2 separate regions of the Homo sapiens genome follow, and region 2 is linked to region 1. A link is an interaction called in ENCODE POLR2A ChIA-PET data of the cell type or tissue named here. Cell type or tissue: Caco-2. All regions are shown on one strand. Each heading gives the region's core, and the rest is flanking DNA. Links, peaks and the distances in the headings are about the cores only. Region 1 holds the start of POTEE (POTE ankyrin domain family member E). Region 2 holds the start of POTEF (POTE ankyrin domain family member F).

Region 1 (12,611 bases), core at 2,902-10,901:
AGTGAATTTACTGAGTCATGTGGTAATTCTGTATTTAACCTTTGAAGAACGGCTTCATTTTTCTGCATGTGGCTTGCCAATTATACCAGCAGCATATGTTGAATAGGGTGTCCTTTCCCATTTTCTTGTTTGCTTTGTCAAAGATTAGGTAGTCTGATGCCTCCAGGTTTGTTCTTTTTGCTAAAGATTGCTTTGGTTTTTCAGCATCTTTTGTGGTTCCATTCAGATTTTAGGACTAATTTTTCTATTTCTGTGAAGAATGACATTGGAATTTGACAGCGGTTGCATTTAATCTGTAGAATGCTTTGAGTAGCATTGAAATTTTGACAATATTAATTTTTTCAGTTGACAAATATAGGACTTTTTCTATTTGTCACTTTCAATTTCTTTCATCAATGTGCTATAATTTTCAGTATACAAATCGTTCACATCCTTCATTAAAATTACTCCTTGCTCTTTGATTTACTTATATATTTGTTTTGTTGCTATTATAAATGGAATTACCTTATTTTTCAGATAACAGTTTGTCATTGGTGTATGGAAACCAATGTTAATTTTGTAACTCTCAACTTTATTGAATATAGTGTTTATCAGCTGTAATGGGTTTTTTGTGGAGTCTAAAACACAGACAATCTCACCCCTTCCCTTCCTATTTAGATGCCTTTCCTTTCTTTGCCTTGTATAATTACTCTGGCAAGTCAGTTACATATAACGTTCTCAGCATTTGTAATTTGACATCAAATCCATCTGTTGTAATACACTGATTGTTACTTTTCAACTCGAAAACATGGACATTTATCACTACTCTCCCTTTCTCTTGGTCTAGTTGTTATTTAAAAAAAAACCTATCAATGCAAACCAGGATATTTTTCTACAAAACAATTTCAAACACACTAAAAGGTTTTAATCTAACAATTTTTAAACTTTCTTTGTCAATGACTTTGAACTGTGGTCTCTCGGAACAAATCCAACACCTTTAGTAGAAAAATTATGTTAATTCCTACATTATCATTGGGTCTAGCCAAGAGTTGACCAAAGGTGATATTAACAGATATGCTTATTTATTACCTTGTTCTCAAAGTTCTAGCGTAAGTCTTGAAAAATCTAGTAAAAATTTGTAAAGACTATAATTGCACAAACTCCCTCTCTCATGAGTCACACAGTTAATCCAGAATACTATTTCTAAGTTATTGTAAAGCCAACAAGTAAATATGATGTAGTGTATAAAAATAATCCTAATTGCATTGTATATTCTGTAAGTGACATATGCAATTGATACTATTTACTAAATATCTCATAATTATATTTATTTACATAGAAAAAAGGAATCAAAAACATATCTATTATCTAACGTTTAAATGATTAAAAATACTTGAGATAGCATTGCTACATAAATGCTATGTAAATGCTGAAGAAAGTAAAAATGTCATTCCCTACATTTGCTAAATATATTGTGACACATTATAAGCATTTTTAAAATATATCACTAATGGTTGGGTCAAGTCAGCAAAAATGATTCTAAGTATTTAATTGTGGAAAAATTTAGTACAGGGGATAGTATTCATGTGATGGAAGGATTTTAAATGGAACCCAGAGATTAGCAGCAGCAGTAAGTTTTAATTGCATACCAGGTGCAGAGTCTAGGATACAAGACAGAACTGCAGATAAAATCTGACTCCTTCCAGCATAGCTAGGAGACATGGCTAACTCCACCTGTCCGGAGACCTTACCTAGAAATCTAACGGCTCCAAACCAGGTAAACAAAACTATTTTCCAAAGTCAAAGCATCAATTTATGACATTAAAGCACTTCTAAAACTTAACCTCTGACTTAAATTAGACCAAATGGATAAATTTTGAAGATATTTTTATTTTACCACTGACTTTAACACCATCTTTATTTCCCAAAGATTACTGAAGTCACATGAAATAAAAGGCATTAGAGCTTCTATTTTTCTTACAAAATATTTAAGAGCTTTCATTTTCTTTTAAGCCGAGCCATTATATATACATCACATACACAACACTTCTAGACAAGAAAAGATCTAGCAGTTGTTCAGTTTTTCTTTCCCACTTTATGAACCATAACACAACTTCCACAGACTATCTACGACATGATTAAATTTATCTGACCTGTCCTGTATTTCCCTCTTTTGTAATTAGTCATTCTACTTTAGGACAACAATTTGCCATATAAGATCCTCTCTCATATAACATTTCTTTCCTTCATAACATTTCTTATAATAAATACATCTTCATATCCACAATTTTCTTTAGATCTCTCTCCCCTACTAATTTCTGATGCCCATCCAAACCAAAAAGGTCAGACAACGCAAGGCAAAACAGAGGAGAGCCTTAGATTTTTGAGAGGGACCTGTCTGCTTAAAGTTCTTGGGGTTCCATGAGGAAAACAGAGGTTTCTCCTAAAATGGGGTTTGTGGAACCTTCTGTTTTTCCTTAAGGAGTCCCAGGTTGTCAGAAATTACCTTAGATCCTCTCATGTGGGCATCAAGAGTGGCAACAAGAGAGACTGGGGTAATAATTCAGACAACTGAGCAGAAAAAGAAAAACTTACTACTGTCCCCACTGTAATGATGGATAAACTGAGGCACCATGCAGTTCAAAAATTCATGTTCACATAATTAGGATCCACAGCTCACTCTCTTAAATAATTTTGCCAACTCTATGCCCAGTCACTGATGCACCTGTATGGTAGCTCATGGCCCCCTTGGAACTTAGAACCTGGGTTTCATTCCTGCTCTACGGCTATATAATTCAACAATTTTCCTTTGAATTTGTTGGACTCTAACCCTGTATATCTCAAATTTTATTAGTATTACTGAATCTTAAAGGGAGCTGTGACGTCTTTAGTCTTTAGAAATATTAAACCTATAAACAAGGACTATATGAGGTTAAACAGTATTCAAATTTCTATATGCTTTAAAACATGGACACAATGTATTGAGAAACACACCTACAAAACTGCACCCCATCAACTCTGGACAAAAATTTAGATATTATCTCTTCAATATAACCTATCTAGTGGTATTTATACATATTCTTCCATGTATCAATGGTATATTACATGCTCATAACCTTAAAAATAACAAGTGTTCAAATTATAGGCCTTACACATTTCTACGGGCTTGAAAAATGATACAATATAGATTGTCTTTAAAGCAGTCAAGAAAATGCATAAACTTCTAGAGGAATCAGTAAAATAAAGATAAAAAGTTCACACCTAAAGTAGTAATACTAGGAATAAAAGAGGGCTCGACACTGCAGGTTCTTAGATACAAAAGTTAATAAAGCCTTGTTTTTGGTTGTGAATCTTTGCCTTAAAATACACACAGCCGACCGAGGTGGGTGGATCACCTGAGGTCAGGTGTTCTAGGCCAGCCTGGCCAACATGGTGAAACCCCATCTCTACTAAAAATACAAAAATTAGCCGGGCGTGGTGGCAGGCACCTATAATCCCAGCTACTCAGGGGGCCAAGGCAGGAGAACTGCTTTCACCCAGGAGGCAGGGGTTGCAGTGAGCCAAGATCGGGCCATCGTACTACAGCCTGGGGGACAAGAGCGAGACTTCATCTCAAAAAAAAAAAAATTACACACAATTCTCCCGACTTCCTTTTTCTCTTGCAAAGAGGTGGTGATGAACCAGGTTTGCTCAGGCAGATGGCAATACTCTTGAAAATGGTGGCAGAGAGCCAGGCGTGGTGGCTCACACCTCCAATCCCAGCACTTTGGGAAGCTGAGACAGGTGGATCACTTGAAGTCGGGAGTTCAAGACCAGCCTGACCAACATAGAGAAAACCCATCTCTATTAAAAACACAAAGTTAGCTGGGCATGGTGGCACATGCCTGCAATCCCAGTTACTCGGGAGGCTGAGGCAGGAGACTTGCTTGAACCCAGGAAGCGGAGGTTGCAGTGAGCCGAGATCGCCCCATTGCACTCCAGCCTGGGCAACAAGAGCAAAACTCCATCTCAAAAAAAAAAAGAAAGAAAACAAAGGAAATGGTGGCAGAGAAAATGAAGGCAATACAGTTCACTTAATAATCTCATAAATTAGAACTTACCCCGTGACTCCTGCATAGCTCCAAATATGTGAGAGAGATGAAATGGCTGTTTGCCACCAATATTTTTATGTGATGCTTCATTTTTTGATTCTCTGAATAACTACTTATAACGCATTAGCCCATTTATGCCAGAGGCTGCAATTTTTTGAATTTTTGCACGAGTGAAAAATCAAACCTTCTAATGACCTTGAGCAGTAGGATGTAATTAACTCCCTCATGCTTACCATTCCAATAATGGAACACTAGGCATAAGTGGTTTAACACAATCATGAAAGCATAGCTATTCAAGTAACTAATTATACAACTGATTTTTTTCCTCATCCCTAAAACATAGTAAAGGACCAGTTATTTTAAAAATACAACACAGTGACAATTTTGGCTTGTTGTTTGTTAAGGCCATTGCTTGGCATAAAGAAAACAAAAAGAGGAGGAGAAACAAGAATAGAAACATGAAATAGAAGCAGCAGCAAAAGAAAATGAAGAGGAACAAGAAGATGAGAAGAATACACAGACTAGAAAAAGCAAAAAGAACAGGTGCAGGAATTAGAAGGCCTATTATGACACCTTTTATCCCCTCCCCAATTCACAAAATTTGAAAAAGTCCAAGACCATCACAACAAAAAAGAAGGAAAAAATGACCGGGAGTGGTGGCTCACGCCTATAATCCTAGCACTTTGGGAGGCCAAGGTGGGCGGATCATGAGGTCAGGTGATCTAGACCATCCTGGCCAACACTGTGAAACCCCATCTCTACTAAAAATACAAAAATAAAATTGGCTGGGCGTGGTGGCAGGCGCCTGTAGTCCCAGCTACTAGGGAGGCTGAGGCAGGAGGATGGGGTGAACCCAGGAAGCAGAGCTTGCAGTGAGCCGAGATCGCACCACTGCACTCCAGCCTGGGCAAAAGAGCGAGACTCTGTCTCAAAAAAAAAAAAAAAAAAAAAAAAAAAAGCCACACACACACACACACACAGTCACCCCCTAAATTTTGTTAAGAATGAGACAATGCTGCCACTCATGCCTGGCTCAGAAGGAGGCCACCCTCCAGAGATTGCAAGAGAAGGGGGAGGACTCCTTTCCCTAAGTGCACCTCCACCACTGCCACCGAGGCCCATGGTACAGCACCAGCAGGTTCCTCCCCACCCCAGGTCGGACTGGGCCCTGCAGTGCTCCTACTCCCCCTTCCCAGTCCCCAGACTTTCTGCCACTACCACCACTAGCACCAATGCCAATACAGTTGCTGTCGCCGTCAATGCAGCAGCCCACCCTACAAGGTTCCTACCACCTTGCCCCCGCGGGCACCCTCCTACCACTCCTGTCGAGCTGCAGTCTCCGTGGCTGCCATCAGTCACACGAGGCGAGCTGCAGAGTCACGCCACATGCAGGCTCCAGCGTACCACAGGTGATTCCTTCTCCTCCTCCTCCAGCCTGGCTTGGAGCAGCTAGACCGGCAAAGCCAGAAAAGCCTAGAATGGGATGCAGGGAGTGGTAACGTTAGAGCCTCACCTTGTCATGCTGGCCACTGGGTGGCAGGGACCAGCTTCAGCTAAGGCACTCACACCCACCCACCGAAGTCCAGCCTCTCTTTCTGGCAAAAGGTGGCCAGGAACTGGGGCGGGTGTGAGTGCCTATGCTGAAACCACCCCCATCCAGGTGCAACTGGCCAGAAATTGCTGGGCCCACCAGGGCTGCACTCCTTGGGGAGCAGGAGTAGGAGAAACTCAGACCCAGCCAGCCCTCCCCACTCAACTGCTGGTTCCCGTTCCTGACACCTCCACCCACAGTGCCCTGTTCCCACAGTCCCCCGCGATGCCCACTAATCCCCACCCGGTAGTCCCAGGTGGTCTCCCCAACACAGAGCATGGGGTGTGGGCGGGAGGTGCAGGCCGGAGAACCGCAGTGGGTGTGGGGGCCCTGCCCTGCTCAAGATTGCACGAGCAGGAACTCTGGAGTCTGGAAAAGAGAAGAGTTACCCGAAGGAGCAAGGAGACCATGGCTGTTGCTGTCCCCACCACCTCTGCAGCCGACCAACACCACTGGCAGTATAGCCCCCATAGCAACCCTAACCTGACCCCTGCCGCCGGCAGTGTAGCCCCCGGACAGCACACCCAACACACCCTGTGCCAGTTGCAGGCAGTGTAACCCCAATACCCCCCCCCAACCACCCCTTCCACAGGCAGTGTAGCACCCGATAGTGCCCACAACCTGACCCAGCCACAGGTGTTGCTGCACAAGACAGTGCCCCAAAATCGCCGCCCCCACCCCACCACAGGTAGCGCAGCTCCTGATAGCGCACCCTGAGTAAGGGCAGTGCAGCACCCGACAACACTCCTAAACCACCCCCCGCTGCCAGCATTGTAGCTCCAAATAACCACCCAAACCACTCCCTGCCCCGGGCAGTGCAGCAGAAAATAGTGCCCCTAACCCCTCCCCCGCCACCGGCAGTACACGTTAGTGCACACAACCTGCCTCCCCCCCACCACCCCCGCCACCACGGGCAGTGTAGCCCCGGACAGCCAGCCAAAACCGCCCCCCTCCACCGCCAGCAATGCAACCTCGGAGAGTGCCCCCAACCAGCCCCCTGACACAGGCAGTGCAGCCTCGGGCAGTGAGCCCCAATAGGACACCCAACCCCTGCCCCCACAGGCGGGCAGTACATCCCCGGATAACTCACCTACACCAGGACATTTCTACCACTCTGGCCGAGCTGCAGTGTCCCACGTCACCACCAAACACAGCAAGGCGAGCCCCAGGGGCTCAGGCTCCAGCCTCCAGCATGCGTCGGTGCTGCTCCCTTCTACTCGTCTTCCTGCCTGGCAGGAGAAGCTCCCGCTACTAGTTGCCCTCCTACCGCTCTGTGGACACCACCAACTGCAGTGAGCCAGTGTCCGAGGCTCCAGCCAGAAACAGGTAGCAGCCATGCCGGTTACCAAACGCCCACACTTAAGAGCCTGAAATGACCTGACGCCACCTCCGCATGCTTTACGTACTGAGGTTACGCACATGTGGTTCCCAGACTACATGTTCTGATTGGATGAGAGAAAAACCTCTAGGCCTACTCTGATTGGACTTTATTTTCATGCTGTGATTGGTTGTCTTAAGACTGGCTCTCATCCAATCAGAACATGATAATAAAGTCCAATCCAAGTAACCCTGGAGGGTTTTTCTCATCCAATCAGAACATGCAGTCAGGAATCCTCCTGTATATAACCGCGGTATACGCCTGCTGCTGAAGGGAAGTCAGGCTCTTCCACGTTCCCGTATTTTCCTGTGGAGCTGCTCAGTGCCCGGCTTAGAGGACCAGGAATGGGTAATCACCAGCCGTACGCTGGAGGCTGGAGCCGCTACACCGTGGCTCGCCTCGCTGCGACTGGTGGTAACCGCGACCGAGACGGCAGTGCGGCGGAAGCGGTAAGAGGAGGAAAAGAGTTTTGGGATAGATGGAGGGGGTAAAGAGGGTGGTTAGTGCCAAAGGGAAGAGAGGATAGTGAGCAGGAGAGCGCGTTGCAAAAAGGCGGTGGGGAAAAGATAGTGGGAAAAAAAGTTTTTGGGTAGATGGAGGGAGAAAAACGGGGTGGGGAGCGGCAGGGAGGGAAGGTTTTGCAGAAAGATGGTGGGTAAAATGTTTATGGGTAGATGGAGGAGGAAAAGAGGGTGGCAAGGGAGGAGGAAAGAGAGGGTGGTGGGGGGGAGAAACAGCGTTGAGCAGTAGAGAGAGAAGGTTTTGTGAAAAGACAGTGGGGAGAAAAGGTTTTGGGTAGATAGAGGGGGAAAAGAGGGTAACAGGTGGGGGAAGGGAAAAGGGTAGCCAGCGGGAGGAAGACAAGGTTTTGCAAAAAGATAGTGGGCAGGAAAGAAAGACGGTGGAGAAAGAAAAGACAGTGGGTAAAAAGTGTTTGGGTAGATGGTGGGGGGAAAGAGGGTAACGAGGAGGAGGAAAGAGGGTGACGAGAGGGAGCAGGGAAAGAGAGTTGGGGAAAAAATGGGAAAATAGTTTGGGGTAGATGGAAGGCAAAAAAGAGAGTGGCAAGCAGGATAGGGCAAAGAAGAGGACGAGTGGGAAGGGGGGAAGACTGTGAAAAGACAGTAGGGAATATTCTGGGGGGTGGATGGAGGGGGAAAAGGGGAGGTGAGCAGGAGTGGGGAGAAGGCTTTGCGAAAAGACTATGGGGAAATGTTTTTGGGTAGAGAAGGGAAAGAGGGTGGCAAGGAGGAGCGGGGGAAAAGACGATGAGGAAAACAGTTTTCGGGTAGATGAAGGGCGAAAAAGTGGTGAGCAGCAGGAGTGAGGAGAAGGGTTTGGGAAAAGACGGGAGAAAATGTTTTTGCTTAGATGAAGGAGCAAAAGAGGGTGATGAGAGTGGGATGGGGGAAAAGAAGGTGGCCAGGGAGAAAGGGAAAAGACGGTGGGAAAAAACAGTGGGGAAAGTGGGTAAGTGGATGGGGAAAAGGGTGGTGAGTGAGAGAGCAGAGAAGGCTTTGCGAAATGACGGTAGGGAAAAATGGTGGGGAAAAAGTTTTGGGGTAGATGGAGGAAGAAAACGGGTGGCGAGGGGGAGGAGGCCAAAGGCGGTCGGGAAAAGAAGGTGGGAAAATAATGGTGGGAGACAAAGATTTGGGGTAGATTTTTTTTTAATCAAATTATTTGTATTTTTGCTTTTGAGTAGTTATTTATATATTTTGTGTATTAGCCCCTTGGCTGATGCATAGTTTGCAAATACTTTCTTCCATTCTCTGGGTTGTTTCTTCGTTCTACTGATTTCTTCCTGTGCTTTGCAGAAGCTTTTAAGTTTTATGTAATTACATCTTTGCTTTTGTTGCTTGTGCTTTTGACAAGTTTAATGTAATTACATCTTTGCTTTTGTTGCTTGTGCTTTTGATGTCTATTTGAAAATTCCTTGTCCTAACCAGTTTCATGAAGCATTTATCCTATGTTTTCTTCTCTAGTAGTTTTATAGTTTCAGGTCCTACATTTAAATCTTTATTTTGAGCAGATTTTTGTATATGGTAAGATAACGGCCTAGATGTATTCCTGCACATGTGGGTGTTGAGTTATCCTAGCAGTTTATTGAAGAGATTGTCCTTCCCGAATGTGTGTTCTTGGTGCCTTTGTTAAAAATGAGTACGCCATAAATGTGTGAATTTATTTCTGATTTCTCTATTCTGTTTCACTTGTCTATGTCTGTCATTCCTTCGTTTCTGTTTCTCCCCCGCCCCTTTTTTTGATAGTATTATGCTGTTTTGGTATTACCATGCTTACTACAGATTTGTAGTATGTTTTGAAGTCAGGTGTGATGCCTCCAGCTTTTCTTTTTATTCCAGATTCTTTTGTCTATCTGAGGTATTTTGCGTTTCCATGTGAATTTTAGGATTTTTTTTTCCTATTTCTATGAAGAATGTCTTTTGTAATTTAACATGGATTGCATTGACTCTCTAGATCACATTGGGTGATATAGACATTTTAACAATATTCTTCTAGTGCATGGACATGGGATATCTTTCCATTTACTTGTGTCTGCTTTAATAGCTTTCATCTGTGTTTTAGAGTTTCCATTGTGGGATCTTTTGTCTTTTTGGTTAAGTTTATCCCTAGATATAATTTTTTTGGTAATGAAATAGCTTTCTTGATTTCCTTCTTAGGTATTTCACTATTGGTGCATGGGTGTGCTGATATTGTATCTTGCAACTTGACTAAATTATTTCCTGTAGGTGATTTTGTGGAATCTTTAGGGTTCTCTCTTTCTCTATGTATATATATATGATCATGTCACCTGCAAACAGAGACAGTTTGACTTCCTTTTTTCCAATTTGGATGCCTTTTATTGCATTCTCTTGTCTAATTGCGCTACCTAGGACTTCCAGTACTATGATGAATAAAAGTGGTGTAAAAGTAGCCACACTCGTTCCAGGCCTTAGAGGAAGAGTTTTAACCTTTCCCCATTGATTATGATGTTAGCTGTGGGTTTATCATATATGGCCTTTATTGCGCTATGTTCCTTCTGTACTCATGTTGTTCAGTTTTTGCCATGAAGGAATGTTGATTTTTATTTTTTTCAGCATCTACTGAAATGATTATATGGTTTTTGTTCCTGATTCGCTGAATGTGATGTCGTACATTTATTTATTTGTGTTTTATTGAATCATCCTCATATTCCTGGGATGAATCCCACTTGATCATGGCAGATCATCTTTTTATTGTGTTGTCAAGTGCAATTTTCAAGTATTTTGCTGAGGATTTTTTTGCATCTGTGTTTATCAGGGATATTTAAAATGCCTGTGGCTTTCTTTTTGTGTTGTTTCCTGGTCTGGTTTTTGTACCAGGATCATGCTGTCCTCATAGAACAAGTTTCGAAGACTTCCTTTCTCTTCACTTTTTGGGGAATATTTTGAGTAAAATTGGTATTAGCTCTTTTAAAAATGTTTGGTAGAATTCAGCAGTAAAACCATGATTCTTGTGTTTTTGTTTGACGGAAGACTTTTTATTACTGCTTTAATTATATTACTCATTATTGATCTGTTCCGGTTTTTTGTTTATCATTCTATCTTGGGAATTTGTTATGTGTCCAGAAATTTATCACTTCTCCTAGATTTTCCAACTTGTTTTTATATAGGTGTTTTTAGTAATCTCTTACAATCCTTCATATTTCTGTGTTATCACTTGCAATGTCTCATTTTTCATCTATGATTTTTTCTTTTTCTTTTCCTTAGTCTAGTTAAAGCTTGTCAGTTTTGATTTTTTTCTAAAAAATCCAGCTCTTTGTTCCATTGACTTTTTGTATTTTTTGTTTCTATTTTTAAAATTTCTTCTCTAATCTTTATGATATTTTTGTACTAATTTTAGCATTTTATTTTTCTCATTTTTCTCACTACTTCAGGTGTACTGTCAGGTTGGCTATTTGAGATCTTTCTACTTCTCTGATGTAGGTGTTTATAGCTATGCCCTTTTCCTCTTACAACTGCTTTTGCTGCATCCCACAGGATTTGTTATGTTGTGTTTCTATTATTTTTTCAATAAATTTTTAATTTTCTTTTTTTTCATTTATTTATTGGTTGTTCATGAGCATGTATTTTAATTTCCATATATTTGTACAGTTTTTCCTCCTGTTATTGATTTCTAGTACTATTCCACTGTGGTCAGAAAAGATACTTGATATGATTTCAGGTTTTGTTTTTTTTTTTGTTTTTTTTTTGAGACAGAGCCTTGCTCTGTCGCCCAGGCTGGAGTGCAGTGGCGCGATCTTGGCTCACTGCAAGCTCCACCTCCCGGGTTCACGGCATTCTACTGCCTCAGCCTCCCCAGCAGCTAGGACTACAGGCGCACACCGCCACGCCCAGCTAATTTTTGTATTTTTAGTAGAGACAGGGTTTCACTGTGTTAGCCAGGATGATCTCTGTCTCCTGACCTTGTGATCCGCCCCCCACCCCAGCCTCTCAAAGTGCTGGGATTACAGGCATGAGCCACCGCGCCTGGCCATGATTTCAGTTTTTAAAAATGTGTTGTGACTTGTTTTTTGGCCTAACGCATAGTCTGTTGTGGAGAATAATCCGTATGCTATTCAGTGGAATGTGCATTGCGCAGTTGTGGAATGGAAAGCTGTGTAAATGTTAGGTCTATTCGGTATAGAGTACAGTTTAACTGATGATGTTTTGTTGTCTGGATGATCTGTCCGTTGAAGATAGTGGGGTGTTGATTATAGCGGAGCATTGAGGCATTCTGTTACTGTATTGCAGTCTACGCTTTAAGATCTGTTAATATTTGCTACTGTATTTAGTTGCTTGAGTGCTGGTTGCATATGCACTTGTAATTGTTCTGCTGTTTACTTCTTTCTCATTATATAATTATCTTCATATTTTTCTTTTTTTGACTGAAAGTCTATATAATCTAAGTAGAGCTACTCCTGCTTTTTTTGTTTCCACTGGTATGGGATATCATTTATCATGTCTTCACTTTCAGTCTATGTATGTTTATAGGTGAACTGAGTTTCTTGTAGGCAGTATATAATTGGGTCTTGTCTTTTAATCCATTCAGCCACTCTGTCTTAATTGGAGAATTTTATTCATTTATATTCAAGGTTATTATTAACGGGTAAAAACATACTACTGCCATTTTTTACTTGTTTTCTGGTGGTTTTGCTATTCCCTCTTTTTTCTTTTGTTCTTTCTCCCTTCCTTCCTCTTTCTCTTCTCTCTGATCTCTTTCTTTCTTTTCTTTCCTCCTTCCCTTCCTTCCTGTCTATTTGTAGTGAGGTAATTTTTTCTGGTAGTGTGTTTTAATTGCTTGCTTTTCATTTTTAGGGTGTCTATTATTGATTTTTGTTTTCCAGTTACCATGAGGCTAAACAACATAATTATAACAAGTTATTTTAAACTGAAGAAAACTTAACTTTGATTTGTCCCAGCTACTCCGGAGGCTCAGGTGGGAGGATTGCTTGACCCTGGGAGGCCAAGGTTACAGTGAGTTGAGATCACACCACTGCGAATATAAATAAATAAATAAACAAACAATAGCTTATAATGAATTCTGATTGTAAATT
Region 2 (12,611 bases), core at 2,035-10,034, 1.1 Mb after region 1:
CTCCACCTCCCGGGTTCACGCCATTCTCCTACCTCAGCCTCCCAAGTAGCTGGGACTACAGGCGCCCGCCACCACGCCCGGCTCATTTCTTTTTTGTATTTTTAGTAGAGACGGGGTTTCACCATGTTAGCCAGGATGGTCTCGATCTCCTGACCTCATGATCTGCCCGCCTCAGCCTCCCATAATGCTATGATTACAGGCATGAGCCACCGCGCCAGGCCAATATTTTTAAATAAAAAATTACAAAGCTGTTTTTCTTAAAATGTTACAATAAAATTGTATCTGTGTATAAAATGTATCTATTTTATGTGTACGTGTGTGTGAGTGTGTGTGTGAGAGAGAGAGACAGAGAGAGACAGAGAGAGAGAGAGAGAGAGAGAGAGAGAGAGTGAGTTATGAATTAGGAAGCATATGTACCAAAACATTAGGAGTAGTTGAGTAATGAGATTATGAATGATTTTCACTTTCTTCTTTATACCTTATCAATCATCATCTCAAAATTTACAATCAGAATTCATTATAAGCTATTGTTTGTTTATTTATTTATTTATATTCGCAGTGGCGCGATCTCAACTCACTGTAACCTCAGCCTCCCAGGGTCAAGCAATCCTCCCACCTGAGTCTCCGGAGTAGCTGGGACAAATCAAAGTTAAGTTTTCTTCAGTTTAAAATAACTTGATATAATTATGTTGTTTAGCCTCATGGTAACCAGAAAACAAAAATCAATAATAGACACCCTAAAAATGAAAAGCAAGCAATTGAAACACACTACCAGAAAAAATTATCTCACTACAAATAAAGACAGGAAGGAAGGGAAGGAGGAAAGAAAAGAAAGAAAGAGAGAGATCAGAGAGAAGAGAAAGAGGAAGGAAGAGAGAAAGAACAAAAGAAAAAAGAGAGAATAGCAAAACAACCAGAAAACAAGTAAAAAATGGCAGTAGTATGTTTTTACCTGTTAATAATAACCTTGAATATAAATGAATTAAATTCTCCAATTAAGACAGAGTGGCTGAATGAATTAAAAGACAAGACCCAATTATATACTGCCTACAAGAAACTCAGTTCACCTATAGACATACATAGACTGAAAGTGAAGACATGATAAATAATATCGCACACCTGTGGAAACAAAAAAAGCAGGAGTAGCTCTACTTAGATTATATAGACTTTCAGTCAAAAAAAGAAAAAAATGAAGATAATTATATAATGAGAAAAAGTAAACAGCAGCATAACAATTATAAGTGTATATGCAACCAGCACTCAAGCAACTAAACACAGAAGCAAATATTAACAGACCTTAAAGGATAGACTGCAATACAATAACAGAATGCCTCAATGCTTCGCTATAATCAACACCCCACTATCGTCAATGGACAGATCATCCAGACAACAAAACATCATCAGTTAAACTGTACTCTATACCGAATAGACCTAACATTTGCACAGCTTTCCACTCCGCAACTGCATAATGCACATTCCACTGAATAGAATATGGATTATTATCCACAAAAGACTATGCATTAGGCCAAAAAACAAGTCACAACACATTTTTAAAAACTGAAATCATGGCCGGGCACGGTGGCTCATGCCTGTAATCCCAGGACTTTGGGAGGCCGAGGGGGGCGGATCACAAGGTCAGGAGACAGAGACCATCCTGGCTAACACAGTGAAACCCCATCTCTACTAAAAATACAAAAATTAGCTGGGCGTGGCGGCGTGCGCCTGTAGTCCTAGCTGCTGGGGAGGCTGAGGCAGTAGAATGCCGTGAACCCGGGAGGTGGAGCTTGCGTGAGCCAAGATCGCGCCACTGCACTCCAGCCTAGGCGACAGAGCGAGACTCCGTCTCAAAAAAAACAAAACAAAACAAAACTGAAATCATATCGAGTATCTTTTCTGACCACAGTGGAATAGTACTAGAAATCAATAACAGGAGGAAAAACTGTACAAATACATGGAAATTAAAATACATGCTCATGAACAACCAATAAATAAATGAAAAAATAAAAAGAAAATTAAAAATTTATTGAAAAAAGAAACACAACATAACAAATCCTGTGGGATGCAGCAAAAGCAGTTGTAAGAGGAAAAGGGCATAGCTATAAATGCCTACATCAGAGAAAATAGAAAGATCTCAAATAGCCAACCTGACAGTACACCTGAAGTAATGAGAAAAACGAGAAAAATAAAATACTAAAATTAGCACAAAAAATATCATAAAGATTAGAGAAGAAATTTTAAAAATAGAAACAAAAAATACAAAAAGTCAATGGAACAAAGAGCTGGATTTTTTAGAAAAAAATCAAAACTGACAAGCTTTAACTAGACTAAGGAAAAGAAAAACAAAACAAAATGATAGATGAAAAAGGAGACATTACAATGGATAACACAGAAATATGAAGGATTGTAAGAGATTACTAAAAACACCTATATAAAAACAAGTTGGAAAATCTAGGAGAAGTGATAAATTTCTGGACACATAACAAATTCCCAAGATAGAATGATAAACAAAAAACCGGAACAAGATCCATAATGAGTAATGTAATTAAAGCAGTAATAAAAAGTCTTCCATCAAACAAAAACACAAGAATCATGGCTTTATTGCTGAATTCTACCAAACGTTTTTTAAAGAGTTAATACGAATTTTACTCAAAATATTCCCCAAAAAATGAAGAGAAAGGAAGTCTTCGAAACTTGTTCTATGAGGACAGCATGACCCTGGTACATGGTACAAAAACCAGACCAGGAAACAACACAAAAAGAAAACCACAGGCATTTTAAATATCCCTGATGAACACAGATGCAAAAAAATTTTCAGCAAAATACTTGAAAATTGCACTTGACAACACAATAAAAAGATGATCTGCCATGATCAAGTGGGATTCATCCCAGGAATATGAGGATGATTCAATAAAACACAAATAAATGTGCGACATCACATTCAGCGAATCAAGAACAAAAACCATATAATCATTTCAGTAGATGCTGAAAAAAATAAAAATCAACATTCCTTCATGACAAAAACTGGACAACATGAGTACAGAAGGAACATATCTCAGCGCAATAAAGGCCATATATGACAAACCCACAGCTAACATCATAATCAATGGGGAAATGTTTAAACTCTTCCTCTAAGGCCTGGAACAAGTGTGGCTACTTTTACGCCACTTTTATTCATCATAGTACTGGAAGTCCTAAGTGGGGCAATTAGACAAGAGAATGCAATAAAAGGCATCCAAATTGGAAAAAAGGAAGTCAAACTGTTTGTTTGCAGGTGACATGATCATATATATACACAGAGAAAGAGAGAACCCTAAAGATTCCACAAAATCACCTACTAGAAATAATTTAGTCAAGTTGCAAGATACAATATCAACATATAAAAATCAGTAGCACGCCCATGCACCAATAGTGAAATACCTAAGAAAGAAATCAAGAAAGCTATTTCATTACCAAAAAAATTATATCTAGGGATAAACTTAACCAAAAAGACAAAAGATCCCACAATGGAAACTCTAAAACACAGATGAAAGCTATTAAAGCAGACACAAGTAAATGGAAAGATATCCCATGTCCATGCACTAGAAGAATATTGTTAAAATGTCTATATCACCCAATGTGATCTAGAGAGTCAATGCAATCCATGTTAAATTACAAAAGACATTCTTCATAGAAATAGAAAAAAAAAATCCTAAAATTCACATGGAAACGCAAAATACCTCAGATAGACAAAAGAATCTGGAATAAAAAGAAAAGCTGGAGGCATCACACCTGACTTCAAAACATACTACAAATCTGTAGTAAGCATGGTAATACCAAAACAGCATAATACTATCAAAAAAAGGGGCGGGGGAGAAACAGAAACGAAGGAATGACAGACATAGACAAGTGAAACAGAATAGAGAAATCAGAAATAAATTCACCCATTTATGGCGTACTCATTTTTAACAAAGGCACCAAGAACACACATTCGGGAAGGACAATCTCTTCAATAAACTGCTAGGATAACTCAACACCCACATGTACAGGAATACATCTAGGCCGTTATCTTACCATATACAAAAATCTACTCAAAATAAAGATTTAAATGTAGGACCTGAAACTATAAAACTACTAGAGAAGAAAACATAGGATAAATCCTTCATGAAACTGGTTAGGACAAGGAATTTTCAAATAGACATCAAAAGCACAAGCAACAAAAGCAAAGATGTAATTACATTAAACTTGTCAAAAGCACAAGCAACAAAAGCAAAGATGTAATTACATAAAACTTAAAAGCTTCTGCAAAGCACAGGAAGAAATCAGTAGAACGAAGAAACAACCCAGAGAATGGAAGAAAGTATTTGCAAACTATGCATCAGCCAAGGGGCTAATACACAAAATATATAAATAACTACTCAAAAGCAAAAATACAAATAATCTGATTAAAAAAAAATCTACCCCAAATCTTTGTCTCCCACCATTATTTTCCCACCTTCTTTTCCCGACCGCCTTTGGCCTCCTCCCCCTCGCCACCTGTTTTCTTCCTCCATCTACCCCAAAACTTTTTCCCCACCATTTTTCCCCACCGTCATTTCGCAAAGCCTTCTCTGCTCTCTCACTCACCACCCTTTTCCCCATCCACTTACCCACTTTCCCCACTGTTTTTCCCACCGTCTTTTCCCTTTCTCCCTGGCCACCTTCTTTTCCCCCATCCCACTCTCATCACCCTCTTTTGCTCCTTCATCTAAGCAAAAACATTTTCTCCCGTCTTTTCCCAAACCCTTCTCCTCACTCCTGCTGCTCACCACTTTTTCGCCCTTCATCTACCCGAAAACTGTTTTCCTCATCGTCTTTTCCCCCGCTCCTCCTTGCCACCCTCTTTCCCTTCTCTACCCAAAAACATTTCACCATAGTCTTTTCGCAAAGCCTTCTCCCCACTCCTGCTCACCTCCCCTTTTCCCCCTCCATCCACCCCCCAGAATATTCCCTACTGTCTTTTCACAGTCTTCCCCCCTTCCCACTCGTCCTCTTCTTTGCCCTATCCTGCTTGCCACTCTCTTTTTTGCCTTCCATCTACCCCAAACTATTTTCCCATTTTTTTCCCAACTCTCTTTCCCTGCTCCCTCTCGTCACCCTCTTTCCTCCTCCTCGTTACCCTCTTTCCCCCCACCATCTACCCAAACACTTTTTACCCACTGTCTTTTCTTTCTCCACCGTCTTTCTTTCCTGCCCACTATCTTTTTGCAAAACCTTGTCTTCCTCCCGCTGGCTACCCTTTTCCCTTCCCCCACCTGTTACCCTCTTTTCCCCCTCTATCTACCCAAAACCTTTTCTCCCCACTGTCTTTTCACAAAACCTTCTCTCCCTACTGCTCAACGCTGTTTCTCCCCCCCACCACCCTCTCTTTCCTCCTCCCTTGCCACCCTCTTTTCCTCCTCCATCTACCCATAAACATTTTACCCACCATCTTTCTGCAAAACCTTCCCTCCCTCCCGCTCCCCACCCCGTTTTTCTCCCTCCATCTACCCAAAAACTTTTTTTCCCACTATCTTTTCCCCACCGCCTTTTTGCAACGCGCTCTCCTGCTCACTATCCTCTTTTCCCTTTGGCACTAACCACCCTCTTTACCCCCTCCATCTATCCCAAAACTCTTTTCCTCCTCTTACCGCTTCCGCCGCACTGCCGTCTCGGTCGCGGTTACCACCAGTCGCAGCGAGGCGAGCCACGGTGTAGCGGCTCCAGCCTCCAGCGTACGGCTGGTGATTACCCATTCCTGGTCCTCTAAGCCGGGCACTGAGCAGCTCCACAGGAAAATACGGGAACGTGGAAGAGCCTGACTTCCCTTCAGCAGCAGTCATATACCGAGATTATATACAGGAGGATTCCTGACTGCATGTTCTGATTGGATGAGAAAAACCCTCCAGGGTTACTTGGATTGGACTTTATTATCATGTTCTGATTGGATGAGAGCCAGTCTTAAGACAACCAATCACAGCATGAAAATAAAGTCCAATCAGAGTAGGCCTAGAGGTTTTTCTCTCATCCAATCAGAACATGTAGTCTGGGAACCACATGTGCGTAACCTCAGTAGGTAAAGCATGCGGAGGTGGCGTCAGGTCATTTCAGGCTCTTAAGTGTGGGCGTTTGGTATCCGGCATGGCTGCTACCTGTTTCTGGCTGGAGCCTCGGACACTGGCTCACTGCAGTTGGTGGTGTCGACAGTGGTAGGAGGGCAACCAGTAGCGGGAGCTTCTCCTGCCAGGCAGGAAGACGAGTAGAAGGGAGCGGCATGCTGGAGGCTGGAGCCTGAGCCCCTGGGGCTCGCCTTGCTGTGTTTGGTGGTGACGTGGGACACTGCAGCTCGGCCAGAGTGGTAGAAATGTCCTGGTGTAGGTGAGTTATCCGGGGATGTACTGCCCGCCTGTGGGGGCAGGGGTTGGGTGTCCTATTGGGGCTCACTACCCGAGGCTGCACTGCCTGTGTCAGGGGGCTGGTTGGGGGCACTCTCCGAGGTTGCATTGCTGGCGGTGGAGGGGGGCGGTTTTGGCTGGCTGTCCGGGGCTACACTGCCCGTGGTGGCGGGGGTGATGGGGGGGAGGCAGGTTGTGTGCACTAACGTGTACTGCCGGTGGCGGGGGAGGGGTTAGGGGCACTATTTTCTGCTGCACTGCCCGGGGCAGGGAGTGGTTTTGGTGGTTATTTGGAGCTACAATGCTGGCAGCGGGGGGTGGTTTAGGAGTGTTGTCGGGTGCTGCACTGCCCTTACTCAGGGTGCGCTATCAGGAGCTGCGCTACCTGTGGTGGGGTGGGGGCGGCGATTTTGAGGCATTGTCTTGTGCAGCAACACCTGTGGCTGGGTCAGGTTGTGGGCACTATCGGGTGCTACACTGCCTGTGGAGGGGGTGGTTGGGGGGGGTATTGGGGTTACACTGCCTGCAACTGGCACAGGGTGTGGTGGGTGTGCTGTCCGGGGGCTACACTGCCGGCGGCAGGGGTCAGGTTAGGGTTGCTATGGGGGCTATACTGCCAGTGGTGTTGGTCGGCTGCAGAGGTGGTGGGGACAGCAACAGCCATGGTCTCCTTGCTCCTTCGGGTGACTCTTCTCTTTTCCAGACTCCAGAGTTCCTCCTGGTGCAATCTTGAGCAGGGCAGGGCCCCCACACCCACTGCGGTTCTCCGGCCTGCACCTCCCGCCCACACCCCATGCTCTGTGTTGGGGAGACCACCTGGGACTACCGGGTGGGGATTAGTGGGCATCGCGGGGGACTGTGGGAACAGGGCACTGTGGGTGGAGGTGTCAGGAATGGGAACCAGCAGTTGAGTGGGGAGGGCTGGCTGGGTCTGAGTTTCTCCTACTCCTGCTCCCCAAGGAGTGCAGCCCTGGTGGGCCCAGCAATTTCTGGCCAGTTGCACCTGGATGGGGGTGGTTTCAGCATAGGCACTCACACCCGCCCCAGTTCCTGGCCACCTTTTGCCAGAAAGAGAGGCTGGACTTCGGTGGGTGGGTCTGAGTGCCTTAGCTGAAGCTGGTCCCTGCCACCCAGTGGCCAGCATGACAAGGTGAGGCTCTAACGTTACCACTCCCTGCATCCCATTCTAGGCTTTTCTGGCTTTGCCCGTCTAGCTGCTCCAAGCCAGGCTGGAGGAGGAGGAGAAGGAATCACCTGTGGTACGCTGGAGCCTGCATGTGGCGTGACTCTGCAGCTCGCCTCGTGTGACTGATGGCAGCCACGGAGACTGCAGCTCGACAGGAGTGGTAGGAGGGTGCCCGCGGGGGCAAGGTGGTAGGAACCTTGTAGGGTGGGCTGCTGCATTGATGGCGACAGCAATTGTATTGGCATTGGTGCTAGTGGTGGTAGTGGCAGAAAGTCTGGGGACTGGGAAGGGGGAGTAGGAGCACTGCAGGGCCCAGTCCGACCTGGGGTGGGGACGAACCTGCTGGTGCTGTACCATGGGCCTCGGTGGCAGTGGTGGAGGTGCACTTAGGGAAAGGAGTCCTCCCCCTTCTCTTGCAATCTCTGGAGGGTGGCCTCCTTCTGAGCCAGGCATGAGTGGCAGCATTGTCTCATTCTTAACAAAATTTAGGGGGTGACTGTGTGTGTGTGTGTGTGGCTTTTTTTTTTTTTTTTTTTTTTTTTTTGAGACAGAGTCTCGCTCTTTTGCCCAGGCTGGAGTGCCGTGGTGTGATCTCGGCTCACTGCAAGCTCTGCTTCCTGGGTTCACACCATCCTCCTGCCTCAGCCTCCCTAGTAGCTGGGACTACAGGCGCCTGCCACCACGCCCAGCCAATTTTATTTTTGTATTTTTAGTAGAGATGGGGTTTCACAGTGTTAGCCAGGATGGTCTAGATCACCTGACCTCATGATCCACCCACCTTGGCCTCCCAAAGTGCTAGGATTATAGGCGTGAGCCACCACTCCCGGCCATTTTTTCCTTCTTTTTTGTTGTGATGGTCTTGGACTTTTTCAAATTTTGTGAATTGGGGAGGGGATAAAAGGTGTCATAATAGGCCTTCTAATTCCTGCACCTGTTCTTTTTGCTTATTCTAGTCTGTGTATTCTTCTCATCTTCTTGTTCCTCTTCATTTTCTTTTGCTGCTGCTTCTATTTCATGTTTCTATTCTTGTTTCTCCTCCTCTTTTTGTTTTCTTTATGCCAAGCAATGGCCTTAACAAACAACAAGCCAAAATTGTCACTGTGTTGTATTTTTAAAATAACTGGTCCTTTACTATGTTTTAGGGATGAGGAAAAAAATCAGTTGTATAATTAGTTACTTGAATAGCTATGCTTTCACGATTGTGTTAAACCACTTATGCCTAGTGTTCCATTATTGGAATGGTAAGCATGAGGGAGTTAATTACATCCTACTGCTCAAGGTCATTAGAAGGTTTGATTTTTCACTCGTGCAAAAATTCAAAAAATTGCAGCCTCTGGCATAAATGGGCTAATGCGTTGTAAGTAGTTATTCAGAGAATCAAAAAATGAAGCATCACATAAAAATATTGGTGGCAAACAGCCATTTCATCTCTCTCACATATTTGGAGCTATGCAGGAGTCACGGGGTAAGTTCTAATTTATGAGATTATTAAGTGAACTGTATTGCCTTCATTTTCTCTGCCACCATTTCCTTTGTTTTCTTTCTTTTTTTTTTTTTTTTTTTTTGAGATGGAGTTTTGCTCTTGTTGCCCAGGCTGGAGTGCAATGGGGCGATCTCGGCTCACTGCAACCTCCGCTTCCTGGGTTCAAGCAAGTCTCCTGCCTCAGCCTCCTGAGTAACTGGGATTGCAGGCATGTGCCACCATGCCCAGCTAACTTTGTGTTTTTAATAGAGATGGGTTTTCTCTATGTTGGTCAGGCTGGTCTTGAACTCCCGACTTCAAGTGATCCACCTGTCTCAGCTTCCCAAAGTGCTGGGATTGGAGGTGTGAGCCACCACGCCTGGCTCTCTGCCACCATTTTCAAGAGTATTGTCATCTGCCTGAGCAAACCTGGTTCATCACCACCTCTTTGCAAGAGAAAAAGGAAGTCGGGAGAATTGTGTGTAATTTTTTTTTTTTTTGAGATGAAGTCTCGCTCTTGTCCCCCAGGCTGTAGTACGATGGCCCGATCTTGGCTCACTGCAACCCCTGCCTCCTGGGTGAAAGCAGTTCTCCTGCCTTGGCCCCCTGAGTAGCTGGGATTATAGGTGCCTGCCACCACGCCCGGCTACTTTTTGTATTTTTAGTAGAGATGGGGTTTCACCCTGTTGGCCAGGCTGGCCTAGAACACCTGACCTCAGGTGATCCACCCACCTCGGTCAGCTGTGTGTATTTTAAGGCAAAGATTCACAACCAAAAACAAGGCTTTATTAACTTTTGTATCTAAGAACCTGCAGTGTCGAGCCCTCTTTTATTCCTAGTATTACTACTTTAGGTGTGAACTTTTTATCTTTATTTTACTGATTCCTCTAGAAGTTTATGCATTTTCTTGACTGCTTTAAAGACAATCTATATTGTATCATTTTTCAAGCCCGTAGAAATGTGTAAGGCCTATAATTTGAACACTTGTTATTTTTAAGGTTATGAGCATGTAATATACCGTTGATACATGGAAGAATATGTATAAATACCACTAGATAGGTTATATTGAAGAGATAATATCTAAATTTTTGTCCAGAGTTGATGGGGTGCAGTTTTGTAGGTGTGTTTCTCAATACATTGTGTCCATGTTTTAAAGCATATAGAAATTTGAATACTGTTTAACCTCATATAGTCCTTGTTTATAGGTTTAATATTTCTAAAGACTAAAGACGTCACAGCTCCCTTTAAGATTCAGTAATACTAATAAAATTTGAGATATACAGGGTTAGAGTCCAACAAATTCAAAGGAAAATTGTTGAATTATATAGCCGTAGAGCAGGAATGAAACCCAGGTTCTAAGTTCCAAGGGGGCCATGAGCTACCATACAGGTGCATCAGTGACTGGGCATAGAGGTGGCAAAATTATTTAAGAGAGTGAGCTGTGGATCCTAATTATGTGAACATGAATTTTTGAACTGCATGGTGCCTCAGTTTATCCATCATTACAGTGGGGACAGTAGTAAGTTTTTCTTTTTCTGCTCAGTTGTCTGAATTATTACCCCAGTCTCTCTTGTTGCCACTCTTGATGCCCACATGAGAGGATCTAAGGTAATTTCTGACAACCTGGGACTCCTTAAGGAAAAACAGAAGGTTCCACAAACCCCATTTTAGGAGAAACCTCTGTTTTCCTCATGGAACCCCAAGAACTTTAAGCAGACAGGTCCCTCTCAAAAATCTAAGGCTCTGCTCTGTTTTGCCTTGCGTTGTCTGACCTTTTTGGTTTGGATGGGCATCAGAAATTAGTAGGGGAGAGAGATCTAAAGAAAATTGTGGATATGAAGATGTATTTATTGTAAGAAATGTTATGAAGGAAAGAAATGTTATATGAGAGAGGATCTTATATGGCAAATTGTTGTCCTAAAGTAGAATGACTAATTACAAAAGAGGGAAATACAGGACAGGTCAGATAAATTTAATCATGTTGTAGATAGTCTGTGGAAGTTGTGTTATGATTCATAAAGTGGGAAAGAAAAACTGAACAACTGCTAGATCTTTTCTTGTCTAGAAGTGTTGTGTATGTGATGTATATATAATGGCTCGGCTTAAAAGAAAATGAAAGCTCTTAAATATTTTGTAAGAAAAATAGAAGCTCTAATGCCTTTTATTTCATGTGACTTCAGTAATCTTTGGGAAATAAAGATGGTGTTAAAGTCAGTGGTAAAATAAAAATATCTTCAAAATTTATCCATTTGGTCTAACTTAAGTCAGAGGTTAAGTTTTAGAAGTGCTTTAATGTCATAAATTGATGCTTTGACTTTGGAAAATAGTTTTGTTTACCTGGTTTGGAGCCGTTAGATTTCTAGGTAAGGTCTCCGGACAGGTGGAGTTAGCCATGTCTCCTAGCTATGCTGGAAGGAGTCAGATTTTATCTGCAGTTCTGTCTTGTATCCTAGACTCTGCACCTGGTATGCAATTAAAACTTACTGCTGCTGCTAATCTCTGGGTTCCATTTAAAATCCTTCCATCACATGAATACTATCCCCTGTACTAAATTTTTCCACAATTAAATACTTAGAATCATTTTTGCTGACTTGACCCAACCATTAGTGATATATTTTAAAAATGCTTATAATGTGTCACAATATATTTAGCAAATGTAGGGAATGACATTTTTACTTTCTTCAGCATTTACATAGCATTTATGTAGCAATGCTATCTCAAGTATTTTTAATCATTTAAATGTTAGATAATAGATATGTTTTTTATTCCTTTTTTCTATGTAAATAAATATAATTATGAGATATTTAGTAAATAGTATCAATTGCATATGTCACTTACAGAATATACAATGAAATTAGGATTATTTTTATACACTACATCATATTTACTTGTTGGCTTTCCAATAACTTAGAAATAGTATTCTGGATTAACTGTGTGACTCATGAGAGAGGGAGTTTGTGCAATTATAGTCTTTACAAATTTTTACTAGATTTTTCAAGACTTATGCTAGAACTTTGAGAACAAGGTAATAAATAAGCATATCTGTTAATATCACCTTTGGTCAACTCTTGGCTAGACCCAATGATAATGTAGGAATTAACATAATTTTTCTACTAAAGGTGTTGGATTTGTTCCGAGAGACCACAGTTCAAAGTCATTGACAAAGAAAGTTTAAAAATTGTTAGATTAAAACCTTTTAGTGTGTTTGAAATTGTTTTGTAGAAAAATATCCTGGTTTGCATTGATAGGTTTTTTTTTAAATAACAACTAGACCAAGAGAAAGGGAGAGTAGTGATAAATGTCCATGTTTTCGAGTTGAAAAGTAACAATCAGTGTATTACAACAGATGGATTTGATGTCAAATTACAAATGCTGAGAACGTTATATGTAACTGACTTGCCAGAGTAATTATACAAGGCAAAGAAAGGAAAGGCATCTAAATAGGAAGGGAAGGGGTGAGATTGTCTGTGTTTTAGACTCCACAAAAAACCCATTACAGCTGATAAACACTATATTCAATAAAGTTGAGAGTTACAAAATTAACATTGGCTTCTATACACCAATGACAAACTGT

What was found. Peaks named below come from ENCODE experiments on the same cell type or tissue, not always from the same donor. Only the 100,000 strongest peaks of a DNase experiment are listed, where the experiment ranks them.
Region 2: POLR2A ChIA-PET joins it to region 1 with 22 read pairs; 5 of 35 experiments call an interaction of 5 or more read pairs at or near these places.

Annotation. Positions count from the first base shown.
Region 1 is chr2:131,203,960-131,216,570 of GRCh38, reverse strand. It overlaps POTEE (POTE ankyrin domain family member E), which reads right to left and starts at 7,035. Exons shown (of 18, transcript NM_001083538.3): 1 at 6,752-7,035; 2 at 5,388-5,543. In Caco-2, for the core only: no CTCF peak of the experiment used is centred there; a DNase peak (open chromatin) is centred at 6,800; H3K4me3 peaks cover 726 bases.
Region 2 is chr2:130,122,833-130,135,443 of GRCh38, reverse strand. POTEF (POTE ankyrin domain family member F) reads left to right here and starts at 6,222. Exons shown (of 17, transcript NM_001099771.2): 1 at 6,222-6,372; 2 at 7,580-7,735. It also overlaps the pseudogene MED15P9. RefSeq lists an enhancer at 5,736-6,310. In Caco-2, for the core only: no CTCF peak of the experiment used is centred there; a DNase peak (open chromatin) is centred at 6,093; H3K4me3 peaks cover 1,333 bases.